3 separate regions of the Homo sapiens genome follow, and all the other regions are linked to region 2. A link is a loop called in an ENCODE intact Hi-C map of the cell type or tissue named here. Cell type or tissue: OCI-LY7. All regions are shown on one strand. Each heading gives the region's core, and the rest is flanking DNA. Links, peaks and the distances in the headings are about the cores only. Region 1 overlaps EBF1 (EBF transcription factor 1). Region 2 has its middle 220 kb from the start of LINC02227. Region 3 has its middle 150 kb from the start of LINC02227.

Region 1 (6,968 bases), core at 884-5,883, 560 kb after region 2:
GGCTCTAGTATACCTCCTAGCAATGCCATTAGTTGTGACATAAGTCAATAAGTTCCTATAGAGTTTAGGATTTGGGGAAAACAGGTAATACTTTTGTATTACACGAGGGAGGTGAATATACACTGAATAATAGCAGTGATGAGTTTCTTTTACACGGCAGGAATATTTTCTTGGCTGTTGGATTTAGCATATCAACAAGGGAGGCTGGACATACCTTTTCTCAGAGTTTCATTAGCCTGCTAGAATATTTAGAGGTCTGGGCAAGGTAAACTAACTCTCCCATGTTTGTGCTGAAGTAGAGGTACAGGTCCCACTCTGAGTATTGAATTATCTTTTCTCATGATGACATCAACATTGAAACTACAGAGAGCCTCTTTTGTAGTCAACAGTATGGGACACTGGATTTTTATCTCCCTTTGGACAATGAGATTGTGGTTAGCATAACACTGGTAAATCTAACATTAATGCTCTGTCAAAAATTGTTTTATGAAGGCTAGAAAGAGGTTGGAGAGAAAGGAGGTGCATCCAGGAATAGATACAAAAACATTGAAAGAGAAACTGAAATCAATTCTGTAAACAGCAGAAGTCAAAGCATCGTAGTTGTCATTAAGCACCTACCATTATAATATTCAAACAATAAGATATTTCCTGAAATATCAGATCAATTCTTAAAGGAGAGCTGTTCCCAGTGGGGTTTACTTGTGGTCCTCTGTCCGACATCCATTAGACAGGGTCCCTGTCTTTAGTAGCATGGGTTCAAACAAATGATAAGAGAGGAAATAGATTCCATTCTCTCTGTTTACTTTATTACTATTGATTTATGAATTCCCTCTGATCTATTTCCTAACTGGGCAGATAATATACATTTAGTACCAAAGGTAATTATCCAAAATGAATCTAGTTTGCAACTGGGTGATAAAAAAGAGAGAGGAGACTGATAGATTAAATACTTATCATTAAAAAGTATGGCTGATTGTATTAATATAGATACAAGAGCTTTAATATTCTCACTTTACGGCTAGATATAATTTCCTAGACTAATTGTGAGTTCATGTGGACACTTGGGCATATTTTATTTCTACTCTATATTTTATAGCATCATTTTATAGTGCAAATAATAAAAGCATTATATGAAAAAATTATTTCAAAAGTTTTTTTTAAAAATCTACCACTTGCAAAAAAAAATCATTTAGGGCATTTAAAAAAAAATCTTCATAAAGGGATAGAACATTTAGTTACCACAAATTACTATGGTTTTTAAAGCATCAAAGTTAGAGAAAAGAGCAAAGATTGTATCATTATACGAGTATAAATAAAACAACTTAAATTTCTAGCAATAGTGAATGGATAAATAAATATAGTAAATCCACACTGTGGGAGATGATGCAGCCTATTAACATGTTTATGAAGAAATTTTAATGCGTGGGAAAATGCTTATTAGGCTATGTGAAAAAAACAGGATATAAAACTGTGTGTGTGTAAACACATATACAGTATAACCACAAATACGAAGAAAATGTTCATATATATTTGTTATGTATAGAAAAATATGAAAGAAATATACAAAAATCTTTTTAGTGGTCAACTCTGGGTGATGGCTATTGGATGATTTGAACTCCTTAAATTCTATCCTGTTTTTCTCTAAATTTTCTAAATTAGCACATATTATTTTTATATCTAAGCACGTATTAGAGAGACGGGCGAATGAACAACTTAGAATGAATGGAAGGTAGGACACATGTTGCGTTTGCCCCTGGCTCATAATGACCTGAGGGCCATCACATGCCAGGGACTCCTTTACTGATGCCTCTTTGGAACCTCTCCACTTACAGGCAGAGTAAGCTGTCTGCAGAATCCTACCAGATGTGTCCAAGCGTCATACACTCAGGGATCATCACACTTTTAAAAGACATACGTAGTTATAGAAATACCAAAGTACTGAGGAAAGAGTACAGTGGAACAGTTAAGAGGATGAATTCTGGAGTCAGACGGTCTGGCCAGGTTCCTCCACTTGAGTAACTCTGGCAAATGCTTAATCTATGTCTCAGTCTCCTTACCTGTTGAATCAGGACAGTCAAGTGCCTTCCCTATAGAGATGTTCAGGGATTCAATGGGCTAAATATTTGTAAAACACTTAGAAGACTACGTTATACAATAAGTACTTATCCATTAAATGAATACATCTTTAAAATTCTGATAATATTGATCAGAATCAACTTACAAATAAAGAAATGGACATGGCCAAAATATTTATAAAACATTTGAGCATTTGTAAGTTGCTGAGGCAAGGGTGCAATTTCAGTTGAGCTTAAGTCGAGACTCAGGATTGTAGTGGTTTTAGATGGTTTTTTTATACTGCCAAAGATCTGTCCATCCATACATTTTTATCTAGAATGATGTTGATGATGCTAAGGTTCAAGGGAATAATTACTATGTGCAGTACTATTTGTAGTGTTTTGTTCCCCACTCTATATTTAGATTCTAACAGAAGATGTGAAACTAAATAGATACTCAATAAAAGTTTACTGAATGAAAACACAAATGAATGACTTCACCACAGCTGCATCAAGTTGTCTAAATATGATTATATTTCCACAAAGGAGCCATTGTTAAATGAACTTTCCCTCTATTAAGAACTAGGATTGAAGTATCAAATTTCTTAGAATCTAAAACTTTTTACTATTATAACTTAGAAACAATTAGATGGCAAGATTAAAAGGGGAAAAAGTATTTATTCCAAAAAAAAAAAAAAAAAAGCACAGCTTAGGACTTGAATATCTTCAAGGATCCATTTCTTAGGAAATCTATAAAGATGCAGAAAGCTTTAGAAATGGAGATACCAAGACAGCAATGGCAGCACCAATAAACAGAAATAGACGGTTCATCTCACTAGTTCTGTGGTTTTCTCCTACCCAGTAGAGCGTGACAAGAGAATGTTAAAGTAACTGAAATCAAGAACAATACTGGAAATAAGAACAGTCTACAATGGCAAATTTTTACTGTAATACATTTCGTTACTGAGTGAGGGAGGAAAACAACTGTTTTTAGATACTGTCCATTGTTTTCTATACATTTCAAAGCTCCTCTTCACACATGTAACTTTCAAACTGACAGTGGTAACTTTCAGCATTTTGTGGAGATCTTGGCTCCAATGCAGCAAATAAGAAGTGAAATGTCCCACGGTTGTAAAATCTTGATAAGTTATCCGTGTCACATTTTTCAAATGTGGAACTGCTCACACCACACAGATAATTATAGATGACCAGATTGTAACTGTTTTATTGCTTCTTTTTCCCCATAAATTTTAATTTTGGAAAGTTAAGTGAAAAATGTGGTTTCAATTTCCTACAAATTGCACACAATTTGGTTTTAACAAGAAAATAGAAAGAAAGGGTATGTTCTTTAAAGTGAATTATGAACTAGAGTTTGTTTTCGCTCGCTCAACACCGCAAAAATAATAAAGCACAAAATTTAGAAAAGATGCCTTACAAAATGGAAATCATGAACTATAGTAAGAAAGCAGAAAGTAATTTTTTTTTATCTAAACATGATTTAAGCAATCTAACAGGATAATATAATTGAGCTAGTCTTTCTCCCTCTGGTGAAGCAAGCTAGAAGGAAAGGATACCGGAGTAGAAGCCGACAATCTTAATACATGTATAACAGGAAATCTGTTAATAAGAAAAGGCTTTGTGTATCTCCATCTTACTCTCTCCACAACTGTCAGCAACAACAAAAGAACTATTAAAAGCAATCAATTTTGAAACCATTTAAACATATACCTAGAAACACAACAAAACACAAGAATTTATAAAGGAACTTTTAGTGGAAAGAAATTCTAGCCCTCTGATGGGTTCTGGCTATAATCTTAGAGTTAGACCAACATGCTTTCTTGATTCAAGGTAGTGGTCTGCTACAACTAGCATAACTAAAGGCAGGAACCCCATGAAGTGTCTCGACCACACCAAAACCACCAGCTGGAAAGCAAATAAGGAAATCAATCAACCAGATATTTTTTCTCCTTTCTGCCAAAAACTTTGAGTGAATGCACTTTTCTTCATTAAATTGACCACTGCTTTCACCTTTTTAGCAATGTAGACTGTTAGGCAAAATAAATTATTCATTATTCAGGCAAAAACTATTTCATCAAAGTTGTTGATCTTCATTGACCAAATTCTCCATGGCCTATGTTACTAAATAGCACCACCATAGCTTTCTCAAATTTCTACTTCCAAAAATGTTTACTTTCAGACAGATTGTGACGACCACAAAACTTACCTGCATGAGTATTCTATAAACAAAGTTGTTGTAGACCAAATGTTAACATGAGTCCCTGGTAAAATGTTGTAGCCCTAGATTTTTTTTTTCTGGCTAAAATATAGTATTTGCTAATTTTTTTTCTAACTAGGGTTTAAAGTTGCAAGTCTAGAGTGCTTCTGACTGTTAGAACATGAGGCTGGCTTATGAAGGTCCAGTTATAAGCTGGGACTTGGCAAACTTGAAGTATTACCCATTGACTAATACTTCTATTAGTCAAAACTGTAAACTTCTGGTCAACTACATATTTTACATATTACTGCATGAAGCTCTAGCAGAAGTTCACCATCCTAAATAGCCTTTAAAGGCTTCACAATTAACAAGAGATGATTTACTCTCTTGAAATATAAAAGCTGACTTTTCCCACCCAAAAGCCAATAAATCTTTGGTGTTGGTGAAAGGCCATTCTCTACCTGTAGCAATCAAGTTATGCAACCCTCAGGCAATGACTTTTCATTGAACTCAGACCTGACTGACCACAGCATTCACAAACATCTCAGTCCCCAGTGCTCAACTGACAGTGCAGCCTGATCGCCACGATGTTGCAATAGAAGGAAAGAATTTCCTAGCAAAATGCTCCAAAGCTTCAATAACATAAGAATCCACACAAGGCCATCTTGAGAAGGAAGCAAGTGATATGGTTTACTCTTAAATCCAGGCTGGAGTATTCTTCATTCATTCATTTATTTATTCTGTCAATAACTTTTCCAAAAGAGCCTCCTCAACCTATGCCACTCACCAGCCTTGATTCCAAATCTATGATATCAGATTGGATTTTTTTCTAGTTAGAAAAAGTATTAGCAAATACTACATTTTGACCAGATCAAAAACACCATCCTGACCTGACAAAGACCCCCAAATATTTGACTCATTGTAATAAGCACCTTATTTTGCTCTAAACAAAAGTATTTAGATGACAATGGATGAATATTGGAAACTCTACTCAATTCAATGCAAACAATTTTAATTGCAAGGAATTTTTCTTACTTAAAATTGAATTCAGTTGAGTGCTCAGGCTTTTCCATAGCATGATAAAGAAAATGAAAACACCCTAAGTAACCTCAAATCTCTCATGAGAGGTCGGGGAGATAAGGTATTAAGAGGACAGAGTGGGACAATGACAACAATGAGTTTGGGACATCATTTGTATAAGGTCCTGGACTATTGTAGAACATATTATGGCTGAGAAGTAAAATTAAAAGGGGGATAGATGATGATGGTGTAGAGTTTTTCTTATAATTTCTTATAAACTAATGTTTATTGTTTTGTTTTTTTTTCACATATAAAGACTGCCCATTGCCCAATTTTAAGAAGATGGAGCTCAGTAATTAGGAAAAAAGTAGAAAACACACATTTAAAGTAATCTTTCCTACCCTGAGCCCCCTGGCCATATCCCCTCCCCACTTCTCTAGTTCCCTGGACTCCCAGGTTAGGCTGTCTTCTCCCTAGCCATTTACCCAGATTTCTACCAGAGCATTTTGTCACTTTGATTTGCATCATATGCCAGCACAGCCTGCCTCCTGTTCATCCTTGCTCTGCACCTGTCTCCTATTTTATCTTAGTGCTTTGTACCACACTTTGCACATAGTTGACATTCAATAAAAGGCAGAGAATGAAATTCAAGAGACGAATAGACTTCTACTTTAGGAAGTTCATTTTATTTTCAAGCTCCTAAATCTTTATTGGGATTAACTAGCTGAAGGCCTAAAAGTGGAAAGAAATACAGGGATTGGGAAGGCATTTTGAGATATTTGATGGACTTGGAACTCCCACAGAATTTTAAAAAAGAAAACAAAGGCTGAGGCCTGCAAGGGCCTTGGTACAATGCCCTTGGAGGGAGAGGGGCTTCATGGAAAATGGTTGCCATGATAGGATTTGGGGAGAACCTCTATGTTTGAGGGAGTTTGGGTCAGGACCTATCCGTGGAAGCAAAAACTAGTGCCCAAATATTCAAAACATAGTTTGGTGAAAGATCACCTATGATTCTGAACGAAATAGTGTAGATAAAGACATCTGGAAGTTTTCCTATTGAAAAAAAGAAAGTGTGAAATCAGATACTTTTGTTTTTAAGGCTCTCTTTCTTAAATTTCCTAACTTGGCCAAAATGTCAATGGTACTTTAGCAGCTTAAAGAGCTCAGCAGCAAACCTTACTAAGTTCTGTAGTTGGCCCTGGCTGCTAACTTGCTGAATGTGTTGGGCTGTTGAGGTGAGTTCTACTGGAGTCTTGGTTGAGCCCCCCAGATTCCAGGCTCTCATTCTGGCAGGCTGTTTCCCTCTGGCCAAATCTCAACCACAGATCAACTTTCCCAGCCTCTGGAGATGAAGCGTTTTGGCTGCCTTCTGACCAAGTGTGAGAATTTTTTTTTTTTCTGTTTATGAGATAGACTATAGCGTGTTTCCCAGGGTAATCAGTCATCTTGACCTGTGATCACAGGAAAAGGCAGACAAAACTGGGAGAGTCTAGATCAATGGATTTGTTTTGTAAAATCACTGAACTCTGTTGGGACAAATTTGATTTTTTCTTTTGCCCCCTTTATTTTTTTAAATTGAGTAACTTACTCATTCTTCAAAAATTACTTAGAATATTTTACTTGAATCCATTCCTGATTAAAAATAACCTCTTGAAGTATAAACGTAATGGTTTTTGAAT
Region 2 (6,968 bases), core at 934-5,933:
TGTAGTTTTTGACAGTTTCATTATGGACACACTCCATAAACTCATTATGGACACACTCTGCCTCAGACTTGAAATCAGCCATTTGTCCAAGAAATCCTGGTTTAGCTCAATGAGAAATGTCATATGAAGACCAACTCTGATGTAGAGAAGCTCATTGCTACTGGATTGGCCTTTGTTTCTAAGTCTCTTTAATCAAAAGAGCTGGAGTTACACAAATACTTCATGAGGTTGTACTGATACTTCCAATTAAGATTTGGATCTGCGTGGTATTTACTTAACATCTTCTATATTACTTCAGTAGCTCCTTTCTCTCACCTCAAAATCTTTGAAGGCGCAGTTCTTTTTTTTTTTTTTTTTTTGAGACAGAGTCTTGCTCTGTCACCCAGGCTGGAGTGCAGTGGCGCGATCTCGGCTCACTGCAAGCTCCGCCTCCCAGGTTCACACCATTCTCTGCCTCAGCCTCCCAAGTAACTGAGACTACAGGCATCCACCACCATGCCCGGCTAATTTTTTGTATTTTTAGTAGAGACGGGGTTTCACCGTGTTAGCCAGGATGGTCTCGATCTGACTTCGTGATCCACCCACCTCGGCCTCCCAAAGTGCTGGGATTACAGGTGTGGGCCACCGCGCCAAAGACAATAGGGGATAATAGAATATCCCATAATTAGTGTTTGCATTTTTTTCTACTTTACATATAAAATATTCTCAGAATATTAGTACTAGTACTGTAACAGGCATTTTTATTACTGAAAGCAGATAAAACTTTTTTCCATATGCTAATCATTTCCCCATTTTCATAAGTGTACTATAATTTCATTTTGAATCATACAGGCAGTACACACTACAGTCTCTTTCTTTTAACTTCTAATTACCTATATAGTAATATTCACCAGCAATACCTATCTGAGACTTGTTCTTTAGTAGATTCCTTAGGAGGAGCTCATGGGAACAGTGTTCTCTGAGTTTTTGCAGGTTAGTAGCTATTTGTGATTTTCTGGATATAAAATCCTTAGTTCACATTTTCTCTCTTTGAATATCTTAAATATACTACTGTAATGTCTCCTGGCATAATGAATTGCTGTCAAAAAAATTTGAGGATAATTAATTTTCCTTATTGAGTATGTGCCCTGTTTGCCTAGATGTCCAAATAATTTTTTCTTTTAAATACAATAATTTTTCTAGACTATGTCTTAGTTTTGGTCATTCTGGGTCAATATTCCCAGGTACATGGCATGTTCTTTTAATATACGGTTCAAATCACTTTTTTTTTGGTATCAGAAAAACTTTTTTGAACTATAGTTTTTAATACTGTTCCCTTGAGGATCATCTCTTCTCTCGTTTTCTTCTTCAGGGTCTCCTACTAGTGGTATATTGGATCATCTTTGCCTATTTTCCAGTTAACTCTTTAATGTAAGTTCCAGTTGTTTCACTTTTTTGATAATTCATCAGAGGATCTGAGCAAAATGTAAGCCTATTTTAAAACTGATTTATAATTTGGGGTAGTGATTGAGAGTGGTTTTTAACTATTATTTTCATTTTATTGGGGACCACTAGAGAAGTGGAACTAAAATCCCCAATGAACAGTATGCATTTACGGTACAACAGCAGGCCACTAGAAAAGACAGCTTGTTGCCTCTGAGATCATACAGTCTAAAAATCTAAGACTGGCACTGGAGGTAAAAGCTTCCTACTTTTATGGGATTAGAAATCTTTTCTTTGCTCTTTCTAATTACTAAAACTTATTAGAGACAGAAAATCTAACTCTCATCAAGCATCTCAATTGAGGGAGATTTTATTTATTGGTTTTACCATAATACCTAAAGTAGTGAGGATGAGGATGGCTTTCTAGGCAGGGGAAATGATATGAGCAAGTGCCTGGAAGGCAGTCAGAGGAAAACATGCCTTGTGGCTTAATGGAATACTTTTTAATGGAAAGGAGATAAAATAGTTATCTCCAAATATCCTAAGTTCTTTGTGGTTCAAAGTAAAACCATTCGTAATAATAGTGTAAGTTGCTGAACTCAGTGACCTGCACTCTTATTTCTGAAGTATATTAGTTTTCTGATGCTGCTATAATGAATTACCACAAATTTAGTGGCTTAAAACAATACAGATTTCTTCTCTTACAATACAGGTCAGAAGTCCAAAATGGGTTTTCCTGGGCTAGCTAGAATCAAAGTGTTGGCAGGGTTCCCTCTGAGATTCTGGGAATAGAACTTGTTTTCTTGTCCTTTTCAGTTTCTAGTGGCCATCTGTATGTCTTTGCTTATGGCCCCTTCCTCCGTCTTCAAATTTTATCACTCCAGTCTCTACCTCCATCACCACGTCACCTCCTTTCTGTAGTCATAACTCCACCTGTATTTCCCTTAGAAGGATACTTATGATTACATGTAAGGTCTACCTAGATAATCCAGGATAATCTTTCATCTCAATGTCTTAATTTTTTTAAATTTATTTTTAGATTCAAGGATACATGTGTAGGTTTGTTACATGGGTATATTGTGTGATGCTGAGGAGAAGCTTCTAATGATCCTGTCACTCAAGCAGTGAAGATAGTACCTGATAGGTAGTTTTTCAAACCTTTCCCCAGCTCCCTCCTTCCCCACTTCTGGAGCCCCCACTGTCTACTGTTCCCATCTTTGTGTCCATATGTATCCAGTGTTTAGCTGTCACGTATTAGTGAGAACAGGCTGTATTTGATTTTCTGTTTCTGCGTTAATTCTCTCAGGATAATGGCCTCTAGCAGCATCCATGTTGCTGCAAAGGACATAATTTCATTCTTTTTTATGGCTGCATAGTATTCCATGGTGTACATATACCACATTTTCTTTATCCAATCCACCATTGATGGGCAGCTGGGTTTATTCCATGTCTTTGCTATTGTGAATAGTGCTGTGATAAACATACACCATCTCAAAATCTTTAGTCACACCTGCAAAATCCTTTTTGCCATAAAGCAAGATTCACAGGTTCTGGGGATTAGGACCTGGATATCTTTAGAGATCACTATTTAGGCCTACCACACGCATAAGCTCTTTTTTTTTTTTTTTAAATCAAAGAATCCCTTATGATGGAAGGGAGTAAATTCATTTTCAGGGAGGTAATAGGGCTGAGCTCAAAATAGTCCCTGGAAATCTATAATTTCTTTGAAGACTAATGTTTTATCTTAAAAATCTGTTTGAATTTTCTGATTTACATTTGTGCTTGCTTTCTAATAAGAATAATCTACCTGCCCCACTGTTAGGCACTGAAAGAAAAATTGGTCTGGGAAGATGTATTGTGATTTTTTTTCATGGCTATGATGACACTGAGTATACCTTGGAGGTAACTGTGTCTAATTTGGATGACACGGCATCACATCATAGGAAAGAGAGCAAATTAAGAGGTGTCATTGGCCTTAACTCTGGCTGACTCAGGCCTAGCTCAATAACTTGGGGGTGAGGGAGAGCCCCATTGGATGTTTTTCACATTCTGATTGCCTCTTGCTCAGAATTCCCCATTCATGCCTGAGTCCCATGAGTGGAGCAAGGGGTCTCAGTGGGGTGGGAAGTAAAGGCAACCAGTAAGACTTGCTCTTTAATTAGAAAGTGAGTCCCTAGAGATTTTGAATACCATTTCCTCCACAGTGTTGAGTCAAGAGCTAATCCTCAGAACACTCATCTATGGACAGAGTCTCAGAATGGACCTTCCTGGCTTTCCTGACCCAGGATTTGTGGATGAGCTCTCTTTCCCATTAGACAGCTTGCTCCGCACATAATCAGCACCCTGGGCTTGGCTTCTACTGAAGGAGTGAGGAGCCCTTATTTCTGCCCTGCGGCTCTTTGCATGATAGATCATGCATTGTTATTGTGCACGCTTTCTCTGAATCCCTCCTCCTCTCCCTCCCTCCAGCCCCTTCTGCTACGTAACCGCTCAGGGTCCCAGGACAGTTGAAATCTGACCAGCCACAGTGCTATATTTAACTTCTGTGTGCATCACAGCTGAGGACTTGGCCCATACAACACAGGTGCACCCACAGCCGTTGTTTCTTCCTCTCTGAGGATGCAGGCAAAAAACCAGTGCCCCTGCCTGGAATGGAGGGGGCGTGGGAGAGGAGAGGCCGAGTCGTTCCTCAACCTCGTGGTCTGCCCAGCCCTGCTCACTGCAGCGTGTAGTGAGACAATATGGCAATTCATAAAATGTGACATTCATGTGTGAGGCACACTGCTGTGAGCCTGTTTTATTCCATGATAAAAACTACATCTGTCAGAACCTATCTGCTCATGTTCAGGCCAGGAGGAGAATTGTATCGCCTAGATTTGCTCTCTCCTTCCTCTTACTAGAGGCAGCTTCCTCCTGTCTCCTACCAGAGCCAGTTGAGGGGTCCCCTGTCATGGGAGAAATCCATGGTGGACCTCCATGTGTCAGAAAAAAGGATGAACCGACTTCAAATTATTTCTCTCTTTGAGGGTCTTGCTCTACAATGGCAGAGAATTTCTGTGACAGATTAAAAAAAGACACATTTGACATATGTACATATAGATAAATTATGACACAGGCATGTATATAATATACCTATATATTTAAAAATATTTTAAAAACTGACTTTGGGTTTGAAAGTTTTCAGCAGGCATTTTTGTTTCAGTTAATCACGTTTCTATTGCAGCCTGGGGACTTTTTAAAACATTTGTAGAACCCCCTATCTTGTTCCCAAAGGCTTAAGCATTATTTGATAATTAGCCTTCACAATTATGTTATACGTTTTGGAGAGAAGTGAGAGCTGGGGAGGGTGGGAGGAGAAAAGTTGTGTGTGTTAGTTAATGTGGGAGGAATGAGGGGTATTATCTGGGGATTGGAGGAATGCTTATGAGAGAAAGAAGTTCACTCTGTCAAAATCGTGTTGGTTGCCAGTTCTCTGTGAAACCCTCATTTAGGATACAGGGAAGGGGGTTGGGGGACGTTGGAAACTTTCTCACCTTTCCTAATTAAAATGATGTCAGAAAACAGGATCCAAGTAGAGGCCAGCTATATGCCATTTAAAAAGAAATATGCTTCATTACACTTTCTCTCCATTTCCCGGAACTCACTATGGGAACAAGAGAAAGGAAGAATCCTTGTTAAAATTTTGGAGATAGTATTTTGGTCTTTACCAACTGTGACCTTGATAGCACAATGCAGTGATCCTTGCTAAGATGACAGTTTTCCTTTCCTTCTCTCTGCCTGTGTTCATACACCACCTGCTTCTCATTGTCCACACACTCACATCAGCAAACTGCAGCATCTCGTGTTCTTGGTTCATGCTCTCTCTGACTTGCTGGAGAAAACAGTGATCTTTTCACCTTCAAATAGGTATATTTGCTCTGTGTTTTTATTTTGTGAAAATTATTTCCTTCTCTAAGGAGAAATGTTTGTTTTTGTTTATTTAATCAGATTCCAATAAAGTTGAGTATATGGCTTAGAGAGCGAGAGAATGAGAGAGGGGGATGTGTGTTGTGTTTTATTGTGTTTGGAGTGTGTGTGTGTGTCTGCAGAGGATATCTGAAGGATCCTACCACGAAAAATGATCCTCAGTCAAAATGTTAAAGTAGATGATGGTGTGTGCCAGGGGCCATTTCTTACTGTACCACTTTTCTTTCAAATCCGAGATGTTAGAGGAACACAGTACTTCTCCAAGATACAGTGATATTTCAGGCAGTACCAGACAGTGGGAAAGGCTTTTTGCTTTCGTTTGTTTGCCTGCTATTTATTACTATTATTATTAGCTTTTGATGGGGAGGGGATGGGAATTTCTGGTTTTGGGGACTTCTAGAATCCAATAACATAGAGAGCTGCTTGAGGTTAGTTGTGCTACATGGTTTAATGTGGCTTTTGTTGGGTTGTTTTTTTGTTTTGGCCAGGAGTAGGAAACCGGCTGCAAAGCAGGATGATTTGGTTTTGATGTCTGTCCCCTCCAAATGTCATGTTGAAATGTAATCCCCAGTAGTTGCAGGCAGAGCTCAGTGGGAGCTATTGGGCCACGATGGGTAGATCACTAATGAAAGGCTTAGCGTCATCCCGTTGGTGATGAGTGGGTTCTTGCTGAGTTCATGCAAGAGCTGATTGTTTAAAAATGTGGCACCTCCCTCAGCCCCTTGTTCCTGTTCTAGCCATGTGACACATCGGCCCTGTGGCTTTGCCTTCCGCCATGATTGGAAGCTTCCTGAGGCCTCACCAGAAGCAGATGTTGGTGCCATCCTTCCTGCACAGCATGCAGAACTTTGAACCAATTAAGCCTCATTTCTTTATAAATTACCCAGCCTCAGGTATTCCTTTACAGTGACGCAAAAATGGACTAACACACAGGAGTTACAGTTTAAAGGCCTGTAGGGGCCATGACTATGATGGAGATGATTGAACCCATCTGGGCGTGAGGCAGCTGGGATAGAAGGGGACTGTGCATGCAGGAGATGGAGCTACCGCATTCCAGCCCGCTGCTGCTGGGCAGGGATGCAAGCCCAGTGTTGGCAGATCTTTGATTTTTTTCTGGATTCTGATGTAAAGTTTCTTGACTTTAAAATGTTTATCACTCATTCAAATTAAGAGGAAAAAAACCAACTCACATCCTGCACAACCTTGGAAAGGTCTGTTTACTCCTTTATGAAACAAAAGCATTAGGGTGGATGAGCTCAAAAATTTCTACTTGACCAGACCTTTTAGGATTGTATAATTCCTGAATCCTGAGTTCAGACCTTCAAAATCCCTTCATTTCCTGTTTTTCTTTTTTTTTCACAAAGAGGTGGGCAGATGTTCAAAAGGAGAAAAGAGGAAACAAAACAGATGTAGAGAAGGATCAGGAAGGTCTAGATAGTGGAAGGTGGTGCCTGCCCATGTGCCACTCTGCTTTTTGGAGAAAAGCTTCTTTCTCTGAATTCTTTATGAAAGCTACCTTTCCCTCCCCTGAACCGCAATAGTCCTTTTCCAATCCCCTTTTCAACAGATATGCTTATTTA
Region 3 (6,968 bases), core at 733-5,732, 370 kb after region 2:
CATGCCTCATTAGTTCCAAAATATATGAATTTATTTTAGTCCTTGGTGCAGAGGATTGAATTTTAGTGACACACCTTAGGTCAAGGCATATCAATATCTTCATCAGGGCAGGGCCCTTTCTTCAAGTCACTTATTTATGCCTCCCCTTCATCCTTCATCCCAGGAGCTATAGCCCCAACCACACTAACATGTCTAATGCCTTCCTTCTTGTTTACCTGTGCTTTGTTTAATAAAACCCTCTTGGCTTTCCAACTTTGATCTTTCATTTTCCCTTAACATTAAGAAAATAACAGGGCTTTACAATTCATCTATCTTAAGGAGGCAGCTTTGCTTTTGTAGAAAAAGTGCCAAATAAAGAGTCAAGGATCCTTTGTTCCAAACTAGAGTTCCACAAATTATCACCCATGGGTCAAATCCAGCCTTCAACCTGTTTTATAAATAAAAGTTGTTGGAATACAACCATGTTTCTTTTTTTACGTATTGTCTGTGGCTGTTTCCTTACCACAATGGCAGAGTTGAGTAGTCGTGACAGAGCCTGCAAAGTCCACAAAGCCTAAAATATTTACCATCTTGCCCTTTACAGAAAAGGTTTGCCAAGCCCTGCTCCAAACCACAGTCTGTCACCTATAACTCTTCATATGATCAGATGAATCTGTTCACTCCCTGGGCCTTAATGTCTAGTTCATAAAATCGAGGCCATGATACTAAAACTATAGTTTTTATTTCTCTCTCTCTTTTGTTTCTAACCTTCTTTTTCTCTGTGTTATGTAGTAGAATACATTTTTAAAACAAAATATTTATGTGCAAATCTACTACAGAAAGTACAGAAGTAGTTTCTCTGGTAGAAGAAGATTGGGACCCTACAATCCTGCCTGGCTAGCTTTAGCCATCCCAGTCTCTCCATCAGCCTCTGAGGTGCCATATTGATATGCCAGGCCCATGAAAAACTCCGTGAGAAAGCAACCCACCCCTTGGATACTTTTAACGTCAGTTCCCTTTCATAGCATCCTGTTGTTATATGGTAGTACAGAAAGTGATGAATTTTGGAATTAGGTCAAATTCCAACTCTAACATTTGCTGTGTAGCTTGAACCAGTCACTTTAACCTCTCTGAGCCTCAGTGTGCTCACTTGCTTGGGAAAATGGAGATAAATAGTCTGGACATCACATGCTGGTTGTAAGGATTAAAGACCCCAATTATTTCTAGAATACCTGGCATAGAAATCTGCATTCAGTGAATTGTAGCTACAAAGGATACAAAATAATTTTTGTGTGAGGGAATCCATGTGATACTTTTTTGGGTGTGAACTCAATTTGAATCTTCACTTTTTGGACACTGACACTGAGGCTGGAAAGGTCAGCCTTTTTATTGTAATAGAAATCTGTTACTTATGTGCTATGATTTGGGGACACTTCCGAATATCTACCCCTGCCTCCAAATGGCATCTACCATGCCCGGCTGAATGCTTGACACCCACCATAGTAGTCAGCAGACCCTGGGCTGAGACAGTGCCTCTTTAAAGAGCCATAAAAATCCCAGACAGAAATAAGAGGTTAAGCCATTGTCTTCTGCAAGGATTTAGCTTGAATCAATCAATTTTCAGGTTTAAGCCTTTGAAGGAAAGAGGCATAAATAAGGCTTAGAAAAGGCCAAAATGTGTAATGACTTCCAGAGAACAAACAAAAGTCAACTGCAGAGGCCTCCCAAGGAGAATGGAAAGGCCTCTGGATGGGGAGACACCCTGTGTTGAGTCAACCTCACCTCTTCCAGGCTGTGTGACTTGAGGCAGTCTCTTAACCTCTCTGAGCCTCCACTTGATATCCAAAATTAAGGCCAATAAGACTGACTGGCCTCCAGGGTGACGGTGAGTGTGAATGCCTGGTTCCAGTCCTGGCACAAAGCAGGCACCGGGTTAAGGCTTCCTGAATGAATCAGTGCAGCATCACACTAGATACTATGAAAGTAGTACTTGAACATCAAAAATGATCATGTAACCTTGAAACAGGCATTTGATGGAACACCAGAGAATGGAGCATCAAGGAGTTGTGGATCCACCTGAAGGCACTGGAAAAGGAAAATGGGGCACAGAAAGGTAGGGAAAGGTTGATAAAGGTGAGGGACAAACGTTAACTACTAAGAGAACCTGGGACCCACCACAGTCTGTGGTGTGGAACAACCAGTGGTTTGATCCAAGTCAGAATTGCATTGAATCATGTCAGACGGGCACCGAATCAAAAGTAGTACTCTCACAAGAGACAACAGGCACTAACCATGTGCCAGCCACAGTGTAAGCATGCCATGCACATTGCCATTTAATGCTTTTACAGCAGTGTGATTTCGGCAGTTAGCCTAATTTACCATAAAGGCCGTTTCCTGTGCAGTAGGCTTTGGGTTCCTGAACTTGCTGTGGCTGATGGACTATGAAAAGAATTGCCAAGAGAGAAAAGAGCCATGGTACCCCCTTCCCCATCTCTTTCTCTGCTGTGATGAACTGGAACCAACTGCTGTGGGTTGATTGACATAGTGATGTCAGAAGAAGAAAAGATCCCAGGTCTCCGAGTCTCCTGAAATAGAAGAAATTTCTCCATCTGCATGAGTGAGAAATAAATGTTTATGGTCCTAATCCACTGAGATGCCAAGGTTTATTTTACATTGGAGGATTACATGGAACCCATCCCGCCAAACACAGCAGCTAACATTTATTTAGTGCTTGCTACTACTTGAAAAACTTCATATATTTTTAAAATTTCATTTCATTCTCACTTTCATTTTACACGTAAAGAAGAGAGTAAATTATCTGAGAATATGAGAATATACAGGATGTACCAGAGCCTGAATTTGAACCTAGGCATTCCGGCACCAGAGCTGCCTTCTGCTTTTTTTTTTTTTAGACAGAGTCTTGCTCTGCTCTGTTGCCCAGGCTGCTTGCTGGAGCGCAGCGGTGCAATCTCGGCTCACTGCAACTTTTGCCTCCCGGGTTCAAGCGATCCTCCTGCCTCAACCTCCCAAGTAGCTGGTTAAGCTGCTTTCTTATAGAAGGAAAAGTTGAGAAATTAAGGGACTTGCCTATCATCACAGAATATGGAAATGGCAGAGCCATGATTCAAAACCAGGTCTGTTTGGTTTTACATTATGGGAAAACCATTATGGGAAAGTCGCAGCCATTTTATGTTCTCTTCTTTGCAGTTTTGGTCCAGTAGGTCCACTCACTGTCCAGCATGCAAGATGTGAAAACGCTCTAAAAGTTGAGAGGAGGTGTTTCCAGCCACTGCATCAGTGTAAGAGTTGGCAGGGGCTGTCTGGCTTGCCTCGTGCTCAAATCCCCATTTGCTGTGGAGGCCACAGATGCTCTGGCCTGACAGTAAGACAGCCCCTCTTTTGGACAGCACTTCCCACCACCACGAAGCTTCTCTGTGCAGGGCTTGCAAAACTCAGCAACACCACTGTGGGCGGTCCCTGGAGAGGCAGTGAGTCTTGTTATCGACAGGCGTATTGACTTTCAAAACCACAGTGTTTGAGCCTCAGGGCACTCTTTGACTCATATTTCCTTTTTCGGTCTATAATGCTGCAAAGGTCCAGAGAGACAATGGGCAGGCATAGTTCTGCCCAAATGGTAATGAGGAGTGGCTCAGAGGGAAATAAAAGAAAGAAATGGTAACAGTAGTGAACATTCAGAGGACACATGTGCCAGGCAGCGTTTAAGCTGCTCTGTGGGCATAATATCATGGAATTCTCAAAACAATGCCAAGAGATCGGTGTTACTTGATTTTGAAGGGCAGAAAATTGGGATTCATAGAGATCAAGCAACTTACCCAAAGTTACTCATCTAGGCGTTAGAAATGATATTGGCTTCCTCTGGAACTAGGAATCTTAATTTGCTTGGCTCCTTCAATGTTAATTAGCTTTATAAATGTTTTTCCATATAGCTTCACTTGACAGTTTTGCTGGAACAAATAGTCCATTGGGGTTCTTACCTTGCAAAGAGCATTCGTAAATGTTAATATATTTGATCCTTATGAGAGCTTTGTGAGGCAGGCGGGGCATACCGGATTTTCATATTTAGGGACACCAAGACACAGACATTGAGACACAGGTCATCCCAGGTTAGGCAAGGTGAAGCAAAATCTAAAATCCATCTGTCTGTAGCCTGGTTGGATATCTTCCCACAAGCTCCATAGCTCTCTTCTTGGAAGCCCAGAGTTACTAAGGGGCTGAGAGCATAGGCTTAGACATTAGAACCATCTTCGATTTGAGTCCTGGCTCCACAGGTCAAGTGCTGTGTGACCTGTAATGCACAAAGTTCTTACGAGTTTAGGCGTCCTTGGCCAAAAATCAAGACGAATAATAGTAACATCTACTTCACGGGTATTATAAGGATTCAATGTAAGTCCATGTGCTTGGTGGATAGAAACTGTTATTTTTCTTATACTATAGAATCTCTTCATCTGATTGTTTCTGCCTAAGAACAATCATATTGAAAAAAACTCATCATGACTGTGATAGAGCCTGAGACTCCTACCAGCTTGTGTGTGTTTCATCCTTTGAGATTTCCAGGGAACCGAACTGTGCCCAGTGCCAGTTTTGTGAATTCAATGGAAAAGCATGCCCTTCAGTCCCCTCTTCACTGGCTTCTGGACTTCCAGGAGGAGATGCTGGGTTAGAGCTGAATGAAAGACCCTACCCATGGATGGCTCCACAGTCTCCACAGTCCTGGGAGTCACTGTCCCTCTCAGCAGCTTCAGCTGCTTTCCTGATAACAATGTTATTCTCTTTGGTCTTCTGGGAGTCCCACCAGCATCATTAATCAAAGCACCACGTTGCTTACTCGTACTGAAGTATCCTCACCGCCTCATCAATCATAAAAGCAGCAAAGGGTGTGCTTTGGATTTCTAAGAAAAGCTCCAGACAGCACCAAAAGAAAAAAAAATTGTGTGGGGATGGGGGAGCTTAATTATCAGCTGGTCCTTGGCCCATCACTCACAGTGGAAATGTCTTTACAGCTTTATTTGGGTTGTGTCTCTTTTTAAATCCCAGTAAACAGCCGTTAAGCTAAAAACCCTCATTGCTCGGCACAGGGAGCCCCACTGGTTTTCAAGCTATTATTTTAATAAGGCCTATTTTACAATTAAGGCACCATGGGCTTTAAATTACTTATAAAATAAAATGTGGAAATTGAAGCATTAAGTGTGTGACTGTCGTTAGAGGAACAGCAGCCGTTCTTTGTGGTAAAATGCTGTCTGGTGTAAAAGGAATAGAACAGAAGGCTCAGGGTATGTGCCACCATGATAAAAACAAAACAAAACAAACCCACAATACACACGTACCACATCGGAAAGCCCTGTTCACTCTTCTCCAGTAAAGATTGGGGTCATGTCTAAATGGAGCTAAATAATAACAATAACAATAAGATTACAACTAATATTGTTAATAGTAAGAGCAGCTAACATTTTTTTGAGCACTTGCTACATCCCAAGCACCAGCTGAGAATCTTCTCCTGCATTGTGTCATCCTCCCACCAAATTCAAAAGGGAAGTGCCATTCTTATCCCTCTGATAAGGAAGAAAATGGAGGCTCAGAGGGGAGGCCACTGGCTGGAGGTCTCTGTGCTGGCAAGGGGCAGAGGTAGGAGCTAAACTCAGGTACATGTGAATCCAAATCCTATGCTTGTAGGCACTCTCCTTGGAGGCCAAATCATTAATTTAATCAACAATTATTTTTGTGCCGGGCACTGGGCCATCCATTCTGCAAAGGAAACAGTCACGGCCATGCCTGGTGGTGTTTACAGTCTAGCAGGAGGTTCAGGTGATAACAAGGAAACAGTTGCATGGATTTGTGACTATGGGCAGGGTAAGAGTTATGAAAAAAACAAGCAGGCCATGGTGAGGGAGAATAAGGGGGTAAAGGGACTTTGCTGAATTGGGGTGGTCAGGGAAGGCTTCTCTGAGGAGGCGATGTTGAAGCCAAAGGAGAAAAGTGAGGAAAGAGGAGTCCACTGCGAGATGAATGGCAGGCACTGTAGCCTGGCAGAGGGAAAGCCGCTGGTAACTGGAAGGGAGACAGGGGAGATCAGAGGGCAGTGAGTAAGAGAGAGCAGAACTAAATGGGGATGGAGAGGAAAGCAAGGGCCAGGGCAGCTACTTCATGACCACACTAAGGAAGCTGTTTTATTCTAAGTCTTAGGAGAGCATGCGCTGAGGGTGACTCATGCTCCAATTTTAAGCAGATTACCTGGGCTGCTCATGAGAGTGGACTGGAAGTGGGCAAGAGTGAAAATAGGGAGACAGTCAGGAGCTGTTTGCAGTAGCCCAGGAGGGCCAAAAGGGTTGGCAATAGACATGGAGACTAGATGCATTGAAGGTATATTTTGGGCCTATAATTCCAGCACTTTGGGAGGCCGAGGCAGGTGGATCACTTGAGGTCAGGAGTTCAAGACCAGCCTGGCCAACATGGTGAAACTCCGCCTCTACTAAAAATACAAAAATTAGTCGGATGTCGTGGTGGGTTCCTGTAATCCCAGCTACTCAGGAAGCTGAGGCAGGAGAATCGCTTGAACCTGGGAGGTGGAGGTTGCAGTGAGCCGAGATCATGCCATTGTACTCCAGCCTAGGTGACAAGAGTGAAACTCCATCTCAAAAAAAAAAAAAAAAAAAAGATATATTTTGGAAATAGAAATAACAAGGTCATTGTCAACCATTCAGTCCCCACAGGTTTCCAGCAGATGACCTGTGTTGTATGATCGTCTGGTCTTTGTCCTTCAAGAGAAGGTTCTATTCGCTCCCTTAAACAAGGCTCCATGTTCCAAACTGTTCCACCCTGCTCTTCCTGGAATGTCCGTAGATTTATCAAAGAACTTCGCTAGTCTTGCCAGCCAGCTCCTCCACCCTCTTGTAAAAAATATCCATATTTATGTTGAGCTACCACTGACTCCCCTCACGCTCCCTGTGGCTGGCATTTACATCCAGAGGACT

Evidence for each region. A loop is a pair of places that touch in the nucleus more often than their neighbours do. Peaks named below come from ENCODE experiments on the same cell type or tissue, not always from the same donor. Only the 100,000 strongest peaks of a DNase experiment are listed, where the experiment ranks them.
Region 1: it touches region 2 in a loop (2.3-fold over the local background); 1 of 110 quality-filtered maps calls a loop at or near these places.
Region 3: it touches region 2 in a loop (2.8-fold over the local background); 1 of 110 quality-filtered maps calls a loop at or near these places.

The regions. Positions count from the first base shown.
Region 1 is chr5:158,749,590-158,756,557 of GRCh38, forward strand. All of the region lies in intron 10 of EBF1 (EBF transcription factor 1), which reads right to left. Among named protein-coding and RNA genes, the nearest start is that of LINC02227, 340 kb to the left of the region's middle. RefSeq lists a silencer at 2,858-2,977. In OCI-LY7, for the core only: no CTCF peak of the experiment used is centred there; DNase peaks (open chromatin) are centred at 2,912, 3,662, 3,952 and 5,842; H3K4me3 peaks cover 2,896 bases; H3K27ac peaks cover 4,278 bases.
Region 2 is chr5:158,190,779-158,197,746 of GRCh38, forward strand. No RefSeq gene overlaps it. Among named protein-coding and RNA genes, the nearest start is that of LINC02227, 220 kb to the right of the region's middle. In OCI-LY7, for the core only: no CTCF peak of the experiment used is centred there; DNase peaks (open chromatin) are centred at 3,943 and 5,243; H3K4me3 peaks cover 2,183 bases; H3K27ac peaks cover 2,873 bases.
Region 3 is chr5:158,556,930-158,563,897 of GRCh38, forward strand. No RefSeq gene overlaps it. Among named protein-coding and RNA genes, the nearest start is that of LINC02227, 150 kb to the left of the region's middle. RefSeq lists enhancers at 3,160-3,329, 3,340-3,389. In OCI-LY7, for the core only: no CTCF peak of the experiment used is centred there; DNase peaks (open chromatin) are centred at 2,352, 2,892 and 3,352; H3K4me3 peaks cover 676 bases.